Regions from separate parts of the Homo sapiens genome. Here region 1 is linked to region 2. A link is a contact called in ENCODE Hi-C or POLR2A ChIA-PET data. All regions are on one chromosome and are shown on one strand. Each heading gives the region's core, a stretch centred on a gene start or an enhancer-like site at or near the end of the contact. The rest is flanking DNA. Distances are from core to core; before and after follow the strand shown. Region 1 overlaps PKD1L1 (polycystin 1 like 1, transient receptor potential channel interacting). Region 2 holds the start of LINC01447 (long intergenic non-protein coding RNA 1447).

What was found. Hi-C counts contacts between places; a loop is a spot of excess contacts on that map. ChIA-PET counts read pairs that join two places held with the same protein, here RNA polymerase II (POLR2A). Pooled maps may share reads with other maps.
Region 1: a map with no recorded cell type shows a loop between it and region 2 (4-fold over the local background). The contact joins the enhancer-like site here to the promoter of LINC01447 in region 2. A Hi-C loop is called at or near these places in 1 of 168 maps with a recorded cell type or tissue (OCI-LY7), 2 of 37 single-sample maps with no recorded cell type and 3 of 50 pooled maps. POLR2A ChIA-PET finds 5 or more read pairs at or near these places in 1 of 52 experiments (activated B cell).

Annotation. Positions count from the first base shown.
Region 1 is chr7:47,939,186-47,945,871 of GRCh38, reverse strand. It overlaps PKD1L1 (polycystin 1 like 1, transient receptor potential channel interacting), which reads left to right. Exons shown (of 57, transcript NM_138295.5): 2 at 2,361-2,476; 3 at 5,555-5,679. Among named protein-coding and RNA genes, the nearest start is that of PKD1L1, 5.9 kb to the left of the region's middle. RefSeq lists a silencer at 3,386-3,680 and enhancers at 3,468-4,667, 4,060-4,683. Within about 2 kb of position 5,074, at least 18 of the 41 ENCODE cell types and tissues checked have a DNase peak (open chromatin) inside an H3K27ac peak, as active enhancers do.
Region 2 is chr7:47,618,527-47,625,518 of GRCh38, reverse strand. It overlaps LINC01447 (long intergenic non-protein coding RNA 1447), which reads right to left and starts at 3,580. Exons shown (of 4, transcript NR_108090.1): 1 at 3,182-3,580; 2 at 1,785-2,407.

The sequences.
Region 1 (6,686 bases), core at 3,825-6,324, 320 kb before region 2:
GGAACCAGGGCTGGTGTTTTCTGTGTGTAGCACTTGGAAGTTATCCTGTTGTGGGGGTGTCTGGGAGGGTCTCGGAACTTGGTGGGTGCCAGGGCTATCTAACCTTGTGTGGGCCCAGAGTGGTGGGCAGTCTCACAGCTGTGGACTGTGGGGCGCACGTGGTGGACAGAGGTTAGGTTCGTCCTTTCCTTAATTTTATTTGCCCGCTAGATCATTGCAGAAATCCTCTAAGTCTGATCTGGTCTGGTCTGTATGATTCCAAAGTTGTCCCCTTTTCTATTATTGTTATTTTTTATTTTTTCATTTCTCTGGCCTTTGGAAGACAAGCATAGTTGAGAGTAGGCAAGGAAATCCTTGGAATTATTCAACAGTTTGAGGCCTTTGACCTAGTGACCATCTTCATCTTCAAAATAACAGCTTTTCACCTCCCTGCACACTTTCCTCAACTATAAATATTGTCCTCGTCTGCCCTCTGGTGGCGGCTTCTTGGGCATCAAGAACCAGGCTTGTAAAAATTGGGTGAAACTATCCAGTTTTATCTTTGTAGAAACCTTGCTTAAGATAAAGTAGATATCCTCTAGACTTTATAGACATCCAAGACAGGTAAAAAAGAGAATTCTAAAGAGCTGAATGCATTTTTCAGGGGAAAGAACAAAGGCGAACACCTTTAGCAGCTGGTTACCAAGCATTTAGCTAATACAGGGCGGCCCTTTCTAGAATGACAGTCCTGGCAGCAGCCCCGTGAAGTAGGTCTGTGTCGTTCCTCTCAAACAGAGAAGGAGACTGACACAGAGAGGCAAGGTGACTGCCTGTGTCTAGAAGAAGTGGATGTAGAGCCTGCCCTTCTCCTTAGCACAGCAGCCTATATGGAGCTGGGAACTTGGCAACGGTTCCCATTGCCCTGTCGCTGGGAATGGGCATGGAGGAGAAACCCAAATCACACCATCCATTTCTGGCTGAATCAAGACCAGAACCCAGGAAACCCGCACCTTAGTTCAGGACTATTTCACTCGCTGCACTTGATCTTTCTCAAGTCGATTGGTGCCAGACACAGATACCTCAGGACCCAAGGAGCTACAGGCTGAAAGGGAATGACCAGGGACCAGATGATGACCCACGATGATCTCTGCTGACAAACATGAGAGCAGCAGACAGCTGTCAAGGCCTAGGGAGTCCAGAGGGAAAGTCACCAGCTGTGCCAAGGGGCAGAGCTTTGGGGCTGACTTCAGCTGCAGCTTGAGCTCTGGAGGCACACCTGTAGAGAGCTTTGAAGGAAGGTGCCATAGAATTGGCATCGGCTTTGGGTGTGCTGAGAACCAGGTTTAAACGTTGGCTCTGCCTCTCACTGATGGTGTGAGCTTCGCTGAGTTAATTTGTTTTGCTGGGCCTTCATGATCCCATCTGCATTAGGCTATTCTTGCATTGCTATAAAGAAATACCTGAGACTGAGAAAGGAAGTTTAATTGGCTCACGGTTCTGCAGCCAGTACAGGAAGCATAATGCTGGCGTCTGCTACTGGGGAGGCCTCAGGAAGCTTACAATCATGGTGGAAGGTGAAGGGGGAGCAGGTGCATCACATGGCGACAGCAGGAGCAAGAGGAGGGGAGGAGATACCACACACTTTTAAATGACCAGATCTCGGAGAACTCACAAAGACAGCACCAAGCCATGAGAGATCTGCCCCCGTGATCCAAACACCTCCCACCAGGCCTCACCTCTAGCACTGGGGATTACAATTCAACATGAGATTTGCACAGGGACAAATACCAAAATGATACCAGCATCTGAAAAAGTAACTGCACGGAACCTCTCAAGTCTGTTGTGGAAATAAACAGGGAGGATGCCATGCAGTGCCTACTCTGTGTCTGCGCTGGCATCTCTCCCCAGGGTCATGGGTTCCATGCTGTTCTTTTCTGCAGCATGCCAGATCCCCATGGGCTGGAAGAATGTGCTCTTAGGGCTGTGAGTGAGCAGCAGGAATGGGGATGATGAGGCAGGAAGAGAGGAGGAGGAAGAGGAGCCCTGGAAGCTGCCAGACCTTGCCCTGGAAGGTCAGCTCTGTGCATCTGGGCAGGAAGCCCTGGAGGCAGCAGGAAGAGAGATGGATCTGTTCGGAGGCTGTTTTAGTAGTCAGATGGGAACTATATTTCAGTTAATCTTCTAAAACAGACCCTGAGTTTGGGAAATATGAAGTGAAAAGAACCATAGATGCGAGTCTTTTTGTTCATATGGCAGCCAATTTTGTACTTAATACTTTTGTGGCAGAAATATGGATATGGATGGAAGAGTGGTCACAGGATGTCTGTGATTAAACGATTGTACTTAATTTAATTTTCCTCTGGTTATTTTCTTTCCCTTAGGTGTCTCCAGGCTGCCTGCTGCCTTTCCTTTGGTGGTGAGCTGTCTGTGAGCACTGACAAGAGCTGGGGTCTTCATCTGTGCAGCTGTAGCCCTCCTGGAGGTGGATTGTGGGTCGGTAAGGCCTTGGGGAAGGAGGCATGGCCACCATGATAAGAATGTTGCTTTATTTCCCTGGTATAAACAGGACATCTTCCACATGGGAATTTCATTTTCTGCTTTTAAGAAACAGAAGGAAGGTCAGAGTGATCTTAAACCTGCTGTTTTGCAAGTGCCTCTAACTTAAATAGTCCACATGCCAGGATGGTACACACACATATATATATATATATATATATATATATATATATTTTTTTTTTTTTTTTTTTGAGACGGAGTCTCACTCTGTCACCCAGGCTGGAGTGCAGTGGCATGATCTTGGCTCACTGCAAGCTCTGCCTCCTGGGTTCACGCCATTCTCCTGCCTCAGCCTCCTGAGTAGCTGGGACTACAGGCGTCCGCCACCACGCCCAGCTAATTTTTTGTATTTTTGGTAGAGACAGGGTTTCACCGTGTTAGCCAGGATGGTCTCCATCTCCTGACCTCGTGATCTGCCCACCTCGGCCTTCCAAAGTGCTGGGATTACAGGCATGAGCCACGGCGCCTGGCCAGGATGGTATATTTTTAACTCCTTCACTGGGCCCCACCCCTGACTTTCTGCTTTAGGAGGTCTGGGGTGAGGCTGAGATCTGGGGGCCACACTTCGAGAACAACCAAGACTGTAAGTGGGGCCTCCCAGAGCCCAATGAAGGGAATACTTAGGTTACAGGAGGTGTCTGCATGGCCACAGGTGTGGGGTTTTCCTCCTCGTCCTTAACACAGAGAGTATCTCTGTTTTTAATTTTTAAAATGAAAATTCTAAAGTGTTGCCTGAAACGTAATTGCCAGGATTCCTTTAAGTAGAAGGAATTTTTGAGTTTTCAACTTAGGCTACACATTTGGTAGACCTGAGAAACGGATTTTTAAAATTAAATTTAAAAAAATTTTTTTAATTTCTAAAGAGACGGATTTAAATGGAGTGGGGGGGCGGGGGCGCGGGGCAGGAGGCGGGTGTGTGCCTGGCATCAATGTTGAAACAATGCAACGCCAATTCTTTTGCAATTCTTATGTTAAGATCATGTGGAATTGTTACCTAAATGCCAGGGGTTTGCCTGACATCCTGCTGCTGCTGCTTACGTACAGAGCATAATCATCATGAAGACTGCGAGGATTGCCAGGGAAGAAAGCTTTATCAGGTGCTGCAGATGAGGAGAAGGGAGATAAAGTCTCAAATATATCTCCCCATCTGACTAAAACTTGGGGGTTTATATAGCAGGGAAGACGAGAAAACAAAATTAGAGAGGGGTGAGGAAGCAATCTGAGGAATGAGGGGCCTGGCTGGATGCAGGGATCTGGTGGGTCCCTTTCCTGGGTTGGTTTCCTGAGGGAAGAACTCAGATGAGATGGATGTTAAGTTTCAGGTTTTAAGACTAGGAGAGTCAGTTTCCATGTTTATTCAAAAAACCTATAAATATCACTTCTGTGGGACAATTAAGCCAATTTCAGGATTAGTTTCACTCACTTAGTTTATTTCTCCTTTTGTGACATACTTTATTCAATTTTGCAATTTTATGTACTTTTTATGATTTTTTATTTATTTCTTTCTGTTCAGGGGTATATCCACTTTTTTTTCCAGATAATTTGAGCACAGTGACTTTGATGACTAATTGGTTTCAGAGAAATATGAGTCACTTGACTATTCTAGCTTATTCCGAAACATTTTCTAAATATTTCTTCCTCTCGGATGTGTCCAGTTCAGGAAATTACTTCATACCTCAGTTGGTGCATCCAGCCTGCATGGGTGCTCAATGGCACTCGATGGCATTTGTAGCACGTCACATATTAGGCCAGGAACACGGCCTTTGATTTTTCCTCAGCTTTTGTTATCACAAGATATTAATACACTGGACTCTTGACAGTAAATAGTGACTTTGACTCACAATGTTAAAACTGGATTTGATATTGTCCTAGGCTAAACTTGAGAGTGTCCTGGGAGGCTAGGGGCAAGCTGACTGCCAGCACCACTGCTGGGGTGCAGGGATTGGAAGCCACATCCCCTGTGAGGATGGCCCAGCCCTGGCCTGGAGCTCCTGGAGAACCTGCTGCTCTCGGCGGCCTGCAGGCCTTTGGGTTCCTTTTAGCCTGAGCAAAGCTGGCCAGAATAACAGACTGGGGTTAAGAGAGCCCAGGCAGAAACAGGTTTCCTTACAGGGACTCGGGTCTGACAGAAAAGCAGCAGGGTGCTCCAGTCCCCTCTTCACCCGCCACCCCCACTTCCTTCCCCTCCTACCTGGGGATGAGAGGGGTGGGGGCTTCAGGGAAAGCAGCTCTTGCACCCAAGGCAGTCGCCTGGCTTCTTGCTGAGAGTGGCTCTGTGCAGGGCCAGGTCTAGCAGAAATATTTTCTTTTAACTTTTATTATGGACATTTTCAAACATCTGCATGAGTAGAGAGAATGGCATCACAAACACTCAAGGACCTGTCATCGCTGGCAACAGTTGTCAGCTGTGCGCAGATCCTATTCCAGATGCTCTCACAGACATGGGATGTGGCAGGGCCCTCAGCCTCCCAGCCGGGTGGACACTGGCTCCGCTCACTGCCCGGCCTTCAGCCCTCAGAGATGGGAGGAGTGAACGTCAGCCAGGTCCGTGCTACCATCAGGGCCAGATTGCCTGGGTGGGAACATCCTGCTTATAAACTTTGGAGTGTCTTTAATGGTCTTCCTGTTTGTCCAACAGCTCCCCAACCACTCCTTCCGACTGTGGTGTTGCCCCCTCTACTACACACCCCTGAGCAGGACCTTTGACCCTCATTATTTTATGACCAGACCACTGGGTGTTTCTGGAACAGGCATTCATTATCAGCGTGGCTGGTGGTTGTGCGTTTCCTCATATTGCTTAGTGTGGGCTACACCTAAGACATTGTTTAAGCAAGGAAATAGAAAGAAAACACACACAGCAGGACACGGCAGCCCAAGGACACGCATCTTCATGATCAGCCCGTTGTTAGGCCCAGGTGGCTTTGACCTTATGTATAACTTAGGGCTTCTCCAGCTTTATGTTCTCACCTTCCCAGCACATTGCAGTCTTCAGAATGTTTGCTTTTTTTTTTTTCTCTAGAGGTCTATGCTAATCATGTGCTTCTTATGAGTGATGGGAAGTGTGGCTGTCCTTGGTGTGCTCTGAATGGAAAGGCAGAAGACCGGGAATCACAGAGCCCATCCTCATCAGCTTCCAGGCAGAAGGTATTCCTGGATCTGGGGAAATTAGGCTTTTCTTCCTGAATACAGTACATGTACAGTACAGCTAAAAAGCACCTCCATGTTTCATCAGGAATTCATCAGGGATTGTTTTCCTATCATGTGTGTTTGTGCCAATGAAGCAAGTGTGACTTATAAAGCCTTAATTCAGCTCCAGAGCATAGTTCCACATATAAGAAGTGCAGGCAGGGCTAGCCCAGCCCAGAGGAGTAGGGGATAGCCCTCAGATGGGGAGTGAGGGGTAGCCCTCAGGTGGGGAGTGGGGGCTGCCCTGCAGGTGGGGAGTAGGGGCTGCCTCCCAGGTGGGAAGTAGGAGGGTAGCCCTCAGGTGGGGAGTGGGGGCTGCCCCTCAAGCGGGGAGTGGGGGCTATCCCCGGGGTGGGGAGTGGGTGCTGTCCCCCAGGTGGGGAGTGGGAGCTGCCCCGAGATGGCTCCAGCACAGACAAGGCTTCCAGCAGCCAAAGCACTGAAACCCTGCTTAACTTGCGCAGTGTGGGGAGCTCGTTGAAGACCCCTATTAATTAAGACTGGGCTACCTGGATGTTTGTGAATTCCCTTGCATCTGTTTATCAGAGTAGCTAACAGGGCTTGGGTCTGAAGGCCTGGGCAATGCCCTGGAGATGGAGGAGAAGCGTGAGAGGAGTGACTCTCACATCTGTGGGTGGGGTCCGAGAGAAGAGTGAAAACTTCTGAGTGAGACATGCTTTTCACCCAGAATAAGCATTGGTTCCAAAGGGACATGCACAGACAGCCCAGAGTTGTGCGTTTCTAGTTCAAATTTAAAGAAGCCAGTTCTCTTTGAAGCTCCCAGAACCTCTGCTGTCCTTGGCAAAGACTCTCCTGCAGTTCATTTTTCAGTATTCCTCATGCAGAGCAGCGTTATTAAACCACCCCCTCCGTAGCACATCCATCTGAGTTTATATTGAAATGAATTTGATCTCAACCCACAGTGTTTGTGTTTGGGAGCTTTTCTCTGCTCTGCCATCACTTTT
Region 2 (6,992 bases), core at 2,331-4,830:
ATGATTGCAAATACCAGTGAAGGTGAACAGTGAGAATTGTATCATCTTGCATGAGTTCCTATAAGTGCATATTCAAGTGGACCTTAAAAATACATAAGGGCCAGGGGTCGGGTGCGGTGGTTCATGCCTATAATCCCAGCACTTTGGGAAGCCAAGACGGGCAGATCATGAGGTCAAGAGATTGAGACCATCCTGGTGAAATCCCGTCTCCACTAAAAAAAAAAAAAAAAAATACAAAAATTAGCTGGATCTGGTGGTGCGCACCTGTAGTCCCAGCTACTCGGGAGGCTGAGGCAGGAGAATCACTTGAACCCAGGAGGAAGAGGTTGCAGTGAGCCGAGATCGCGCCACTGCACTCCAGCCTGGGCAACATGAGCAAAACTCTATCTCAAAAAAAAAAAAGTAAGGGCCATGATCTAAAACCTGAGCAAAGAAAATCTCCCCAAATCTACATACTTGTCTCTGGGTGGTGAGACAAGGGAGAACTCTTTTCTTTCTTCCTTCTCTTTGGGTATCCCAAATGGTCTATCATAAGCATGTTTATTTTTAAATGGGGAAAAACAGCAACTTATTGAAAATGAGTGCAAGAAAAAGCCCCCTGAAGCATTTATAGGGAGTTTCATTTTATCACCACAATGTGGGTTCCAGAGAAAAGCATCACTTCCTTATTTGGGAACTCTAGCTCAGTGCCTGGAAAATGGTGAGTGCTGGGAGGTGTGCTGCCTTTCCTCCCCTCCAGCCCCAGCCCCACTTTCTCACTCTGCACCACCTCATGCACCTGGCTGGCTTCTGGGTGCAGCAACTGCAAATTCAAAAGGTAGAGAGAAGTTCATTTCCTAGAGAATTTTGGACAATTGTGTCTGCATCCCTAGAAGGAACCAGCTGACAGTGGCCAAGGACTAAGCCATTGGGATAGTCCTAGCTTTAGGCTTCCCCAACTCCATTGCCCATTTGGCCTCACAGAGTCTCACTCTAGGGTCAAATCACCATGCCTCCAAAGTCTGGAGGCACTCAGTGGGGGAGGCATGAGACCATCAGCCAGGGGCCAGCCTATGTCACAGACCTGACTTTGGGGTCACCCTTTTCATCCTATGCTTCAGAGGAGCATTATATCTTCTCTAGATACCGGAGGAGGCTCTAATTAGTCTAAATGCTGAGGAACATAGAGTGTCAGAAACAGTGCCAAGGCCTCCCCTTCAGAAGAGCCTCAGGGCTCAGCTTGCTCAAAGCTGTACCATATATATATAATAAGTATGTATATTTCTGAATGCATATCTGTATGTATGGATGTACATATGTACACGCTCACATTTACATACATGCACACACATATATTAAATATATACATCATGGCCAGGCGCGGTGGCTCATGCCTGTAATCCCAGCACTTTGGGAGGCCGAGGCGGGAGGATCATGAGGTCAGGACATCGAGACCATCCTGGCTAACGCGGTGAAACCCTGTCTCTACTAAAAATACAAAAATTAGCTGGGCATGGTGGCGGGCGCCTGTAGTCCCAGCTACTTGGGAGGCTGAGGCAGGAGAATGGTGGGTGAACCCGGGAGGTGGAGCTTGCAGTGAGCCGAGATCACACCACCGCACTCCAGCTTGGGCGACAGAGCAAGACTCTGTTTCTAAAATATATATATATATAATGTACATCATGCACACTCATTTGCATATGCTCAGACATTCTAGAATGATGCCTGGCACAATCAGAGGTTATAACCTCAGAGAGGATGGACTGGGAATATGAGTACCAGAGAGGGGAAATTTTGTCTCTTACCTGATATCGATTTGGTAACATTTGAATTTTTGTGTGCATTCTCTTTTCACAACAAAAGAAAAATGAGTTAAACTTAGTCTCAGCGCTGAATGGAAAAGTGAATGAGAGGGGTGGCCGTGGCAGTCCTATGGAGCACATGTGCTTCACTCTCTTTCAGCGTCACTCAGGGGACAAGGCCGTACTCACATTCACAGAGGCTTGGGCAGCAATACGTTCATAGAAAGCTCTGATTAATGACTCAGTCTTTGCCCCAAAGGACTCATGAGCATTCCAAACACAAATGTAAACACTCGCTGATCTACTGCATGCTGGAAAACGCGGCTACTCTTAGCAGGGCCTTGTAGGCTCTAAGATCCTGCAGCGAGCCTGTGGAGCTCAGCCTAATGGCTAAATGAGATGAAGCAGCTGCTTTTGATTGTGAGAAATTCCCCAAGCCCAACTGCAACCATAGTGAATGGAGTTATTTTTGAAGTTCAAGCTGCGCTGGATCTTTTCAAACAGCCAAGAGCATGTTCGTGGCAGCCCTGTTTTCTTCCACGGCCTTTCACTCCCTGTTTCCTTCAGAAATTGAGCACTGAATGTTAATCTTCATGGATCTCTTCTTAGCCACTTCCTGACCTCATCTGTGGGGGAGCAAAAAAAGATGTTTTTAAAAACTCAAAGTTTGAGAGAAAGATCTAAGAGGGCCTGAGTCTAATGAATTCCCAATGCTGAAAAGAGTTAGCATAACATTCCTTCCATGTTAATATTTGGCAGCCTGCACAGTGTTTGGACTGGAAGATAAAGTAGGAGATAGAGAGAGAGGGAGAGAAGAAGAGAGAGAGGAAGGTTGGGGGGGAAGGGAGGGAAAGAAGGGGTGGTAGAGGAAGGGGGAGGAGGGAGAAAGAGAAAAATGGAAAGAGAGAAAGCTGGAGAGACAGAGGAAGGGAGAGAGGGAGGGAGGTGGGAGGGAATGGAGACAGGAAGGGAGGGAGAGAGAGAAGTGGAAGAGAGGAAGTGGGATGGGGAGAGATGGAAGGAGATACATGTAGAGAGGAAGGAAGGAAGTTAGAGAGGGACAACAGAACAACTAAAAGAAGACAGCATCTCTCCAGTTCAACTCAAGATGAACTCTTCAGACATCAGCACTGTTTGAGGGAAGGCCTTGCCTATGGAGCCCTCTGCCCCAATTGATACGGAAGTGCTGGGAAGGGAAGAGTGTGGTCCCTTTAAATGATACGGAAGGGGAAAGGGAAGTGCTGGGTATAGGAGGGCATGATCCCTGGTTAGGGCTCCACCCCCACAGACCTAGGTGAGGACAACCGCTCCTGCCTTTGCATGCAAATGTTGCATTTCCTGAGACCACCCTGGCCTGCCACGCCCCCATCCTGTGCCTATAAAAAACCCCAAGACCCTACCAGGCAGACACACAAGCCGCTGGATGTGGAGAGGAGCAGATCAGCAGAAGAAGACACAGGCGGCCGGATATTGAGAGAACGTCGAGGGAGCATGCCAGCAGAAGAGCACATCAACAGATGCCGACATGCTGGCCATCGACTGGCAGAATGAGGCGGAGTTTGGCTGGAGCAGTCAGAGGAGAGCTGGGGCGGCCAAGTGGCCTGACTGCAGGCAAAAACCATCTCCCTTCTGGCTCCCCCATCTGCTGAGGGCTACTTCTACTCAATAGAACCTTGCACTCATTCTCCAAGCCCACCCATGATCCAATTCTTCCGGTACACCAAGACAAGAAACCCCAGGATACAGAAAGCCCTCTGTCCGTGTGATAAGGAAGGGAGTCTAATTGAGCTGATTAACACAAGCCGCCTACGGACGGCTGAACTAAAAGAGCTCCCTGTAACACATGCCCACTGGGGCTTCAGGAGCTGTAAACATTGATCCCTAGAGGCTGCTGTGGGGTCGGAGCCCCGCAACCTGCCCATCTGTACACTCCCCTAGAGGTTTGAGCAGTGGGACACTGAAGCAGTGAACCACAACCCCATCACACACCCTGCGAGGGGGACAGGGAACCTTTTCTTCAATCTTCTTGATCCCACAACTTGCTGCGCCAGTAGGAAATAAATGTGTCCTTCCCTAGGGGGATTTACGGAGCTCTGGCCCCACCCTGTATGACCCTCTTTCAAGTCCTGCTTCTTGCCAGCCCTGGGCCTTGTTGGGTAACTGGCTGGGCTGCACCGAGGCCTGAGACAAGTTCTCCTACCATTACTGTTTGGCCCCACACCCTGGCTGGCTCCACTGTCCCCAAGGCTCTGTGACGCGGCCACCGGTGGCCTGTCTCACAGCCATCACTTCGTTCCTTGCTAAGATAACCCAGTTTTGTTCAGGAACTTGTGGTTCTGTGGCTCGGGGTGTGGGGCTCACTCAGCCCCTCGCGCGCTATGAACAAATAGAGGTAAGTCTGCTGTAGTGGCCTCTGGGGATATTTTCCTCACCTTGACTGTGTGATCAGGGACAGGACACATCTTCTATGGCCCCTGGCCATTGTTGTGAGGGTGGGAAGGCCAGAGCTGCTACAAGCTTCTCCATCACCATGAGAAGCCAGCCCAAGATGTTCAACAAGAACCACAGGAAGGACACCAGGTCCTGGAGCTGCTGCCCTCCTGGGCTCCTGTGTGATTCTCCCCATGCAGCAAGCAAGGTGCCTGATGTCCTCCTGCGTGCAGGCGAGTCTGTAGACCACCATGCGGGTGAATCTGCGGCTCAGTGCAAGTCAGTGGGAGCCCAGGAGGTGGACATGGACGTCAGCCTGGGGCAGGAGAAGGGAAGCTGCAGTCAAATGTCAACAGGAGGGGCCGGGCACCGTGGCTCACATCTGTAATCCCAGCACTTTGGGAGGCCAAGGTGGGTGGATCACTTGAGGTCAGGAGTTCCAGACCAGCCTGGTCAACATGGTGAAGCTGTCTCTACTAAAAATACAAAAACTGGCTGGGTGTGGTGGTGTATGCCTGTAGTCCCAGCTACTCGAGAAGCAGAGGTTGCAGTGAACAGGAGATTGTGCCACTGCACTCCAGCCTGGGCAGCAACAGAGTGAGACTCTGTCTCAAAAAAAAAAAGAAAATGTCAGTGGGAGACTAGAAGTTAGCTCAACACAGTGGAGTGGGAGGAAGCACATCCCAAGCTGGGGAAGGACGTGCCAGCAGGTAAAGATATGGGGGAGAGACAGGACTGTGCAGTGTTGTCAGGGCTGAAGCCAAGGGTGGGAGCATGGAGAGAGGAGGGCCTGGAAGTAGATGGGGTCCATGAGGAGGGTTCTTAGCATCCTTATCCCCCAACTTGGCCATGGGAGACCAGAAAAGTTGGTCAATTATCCAAAAGCAGTCATATTTAAGTCTTTAAAAGATGTTTACTTTAGGCTTTATTATTTGCTTTTGTTTATAAAGACAGACACATGCTCAGGAACTGGCTGAGATGATGCCTTCACACGGATGGATGGAATACCCACAAGGTAATCCTGGAGACATCTGCAGCTGGAATTATTGTAGCTTGGTGTACCCCAATATCTCCAGCTTTTTAAAAAACCTGAGACCTTTATCAGCTGCTTCAGATGAGCTTTGAGATATACAGAAAATTTCTCATTCAACAGAAATTTATTGTACTTAGCTTGTATGCTAGGCTTTGGGGATGCAAATGAATAACTAAGACTCAGACTTTTTCTTCCAGTGGTTTACTGTCTTTGTTCCTTCAGGCTGTTGTAACAAAATACCATAGCCTGGGTGGCTTATAGACAACAGAAATGTATTGCTCACAGTTCTGGAAGCTGGAAGTCCAAGATCAAGGTGCCAGCAGATTTGGTATCTGGTGAGGGCCTGCTTTCTGGTTCATAGATGGTACTTTCTTGCTCCATCCTCAGTGGTGGAAGGGCCAAGGGAGCTCTTTGGGGTCTCTTTTCTAAGGGCACTAATCCCATTCATGAGGCTCCATCCTCAAGACCTAATCACCTCCCAGAGGCCCCACCTCTTAATATCACTACTTTAGGAGTTAGGGTTTCAAAATGAATTTGGGGGCTGGGAAGGCACAAACATTCAGATGATTGTGAAATGGAAACAGTTCCCTTGTCCCCCTCGCAGGGCATGTGATGGAGGAGTGGCTTGCTTCTTCAGTGCCCCACTGCTCAGACCTCTATGGGAGCATACAGATGGGCAGGCTGTGGGGCTCCAACCCCACAGCAGCGCTTAGGGGTGAATGTTTACAGCTGAAGCCTCAGTGGGCATATGTCACAGAGAGCTCTTGTAGTTTAGCCATCCATAGGCGACTTGTGTTAGCTCAATTAGACCCTTGCCTTATTGCAAGGACAGAGAGCTTTCTGTATCTTGGGTTCTTGCCTTGGTGTACTGGAAGAATCGTGTCACATGTGGGCTTGGAGAATGAATGCAAGGTTTTCTTGAGTGAAAGTAGCTTTCAGCGGATGGGAGAGCCAGAAGGTGGATTGGTTTTCCCCTGGAGCCGGGTCACACGGCAGCCTGGGCTCTCCTCTGACCACCCCAGCCAAACTCCCTGTTGTTCTGCTGATCGGTGGCCTGCCAGTATGGCAGTGCCCGTCAGTGAGTTCCTCTGGAAGTCCAGCTGCCTATGTGTTCCTCTTGACGTCCAGCTGCTTGTGTGTCTGCCTGCTAGGGTCTCCGGATTTTTACAGGCACAGGATGGGGGCATGGCAGGCCAGGGTGGTCTTGGGAAATGCAACATTTGGGCAGGAAAACAAAAAATGCCTGTCCTCACCTAGGTCCATAGGCGCAGGCCTGGGAGTAGAGCCTTAGCCAGGAACCATGCCCTCCTCTACCCAGCACTTACCTTCCGTATCATTTAAAGGGACCACGCCCTTCCCTTCCCCACTTCCATCTCAATAGCAAGTACCATTTTGTGGTGCCAACAGGCTCATGGAACCCCATATCCCAGAGTTTTCCTGCCATACAAGTAAAGATACATAGGCATTTTTTAGTTTGTTCAGGCTGCTGTAACAAAATACGTTAGACTGGGTAATTTATGAACAACAGAAATGTTATTTCTTATAATTCTGGAGGCTGGAAAGTCCAAGATCAAGCCACCAGCAGATTCAGCATCTGATGAGGGCCCATTCTCTGCTTCAAAGATGGAGCCGCCTTGTTGTGACCTTGGATGACAGAACGGGCAGGTGGCTCTCTGGAGCCTCTTTTTTAAGGGCACTAATCCCATTCACGAGAGCACAGGAACAGAGCCCTTCTTTTTCTTTTCTTT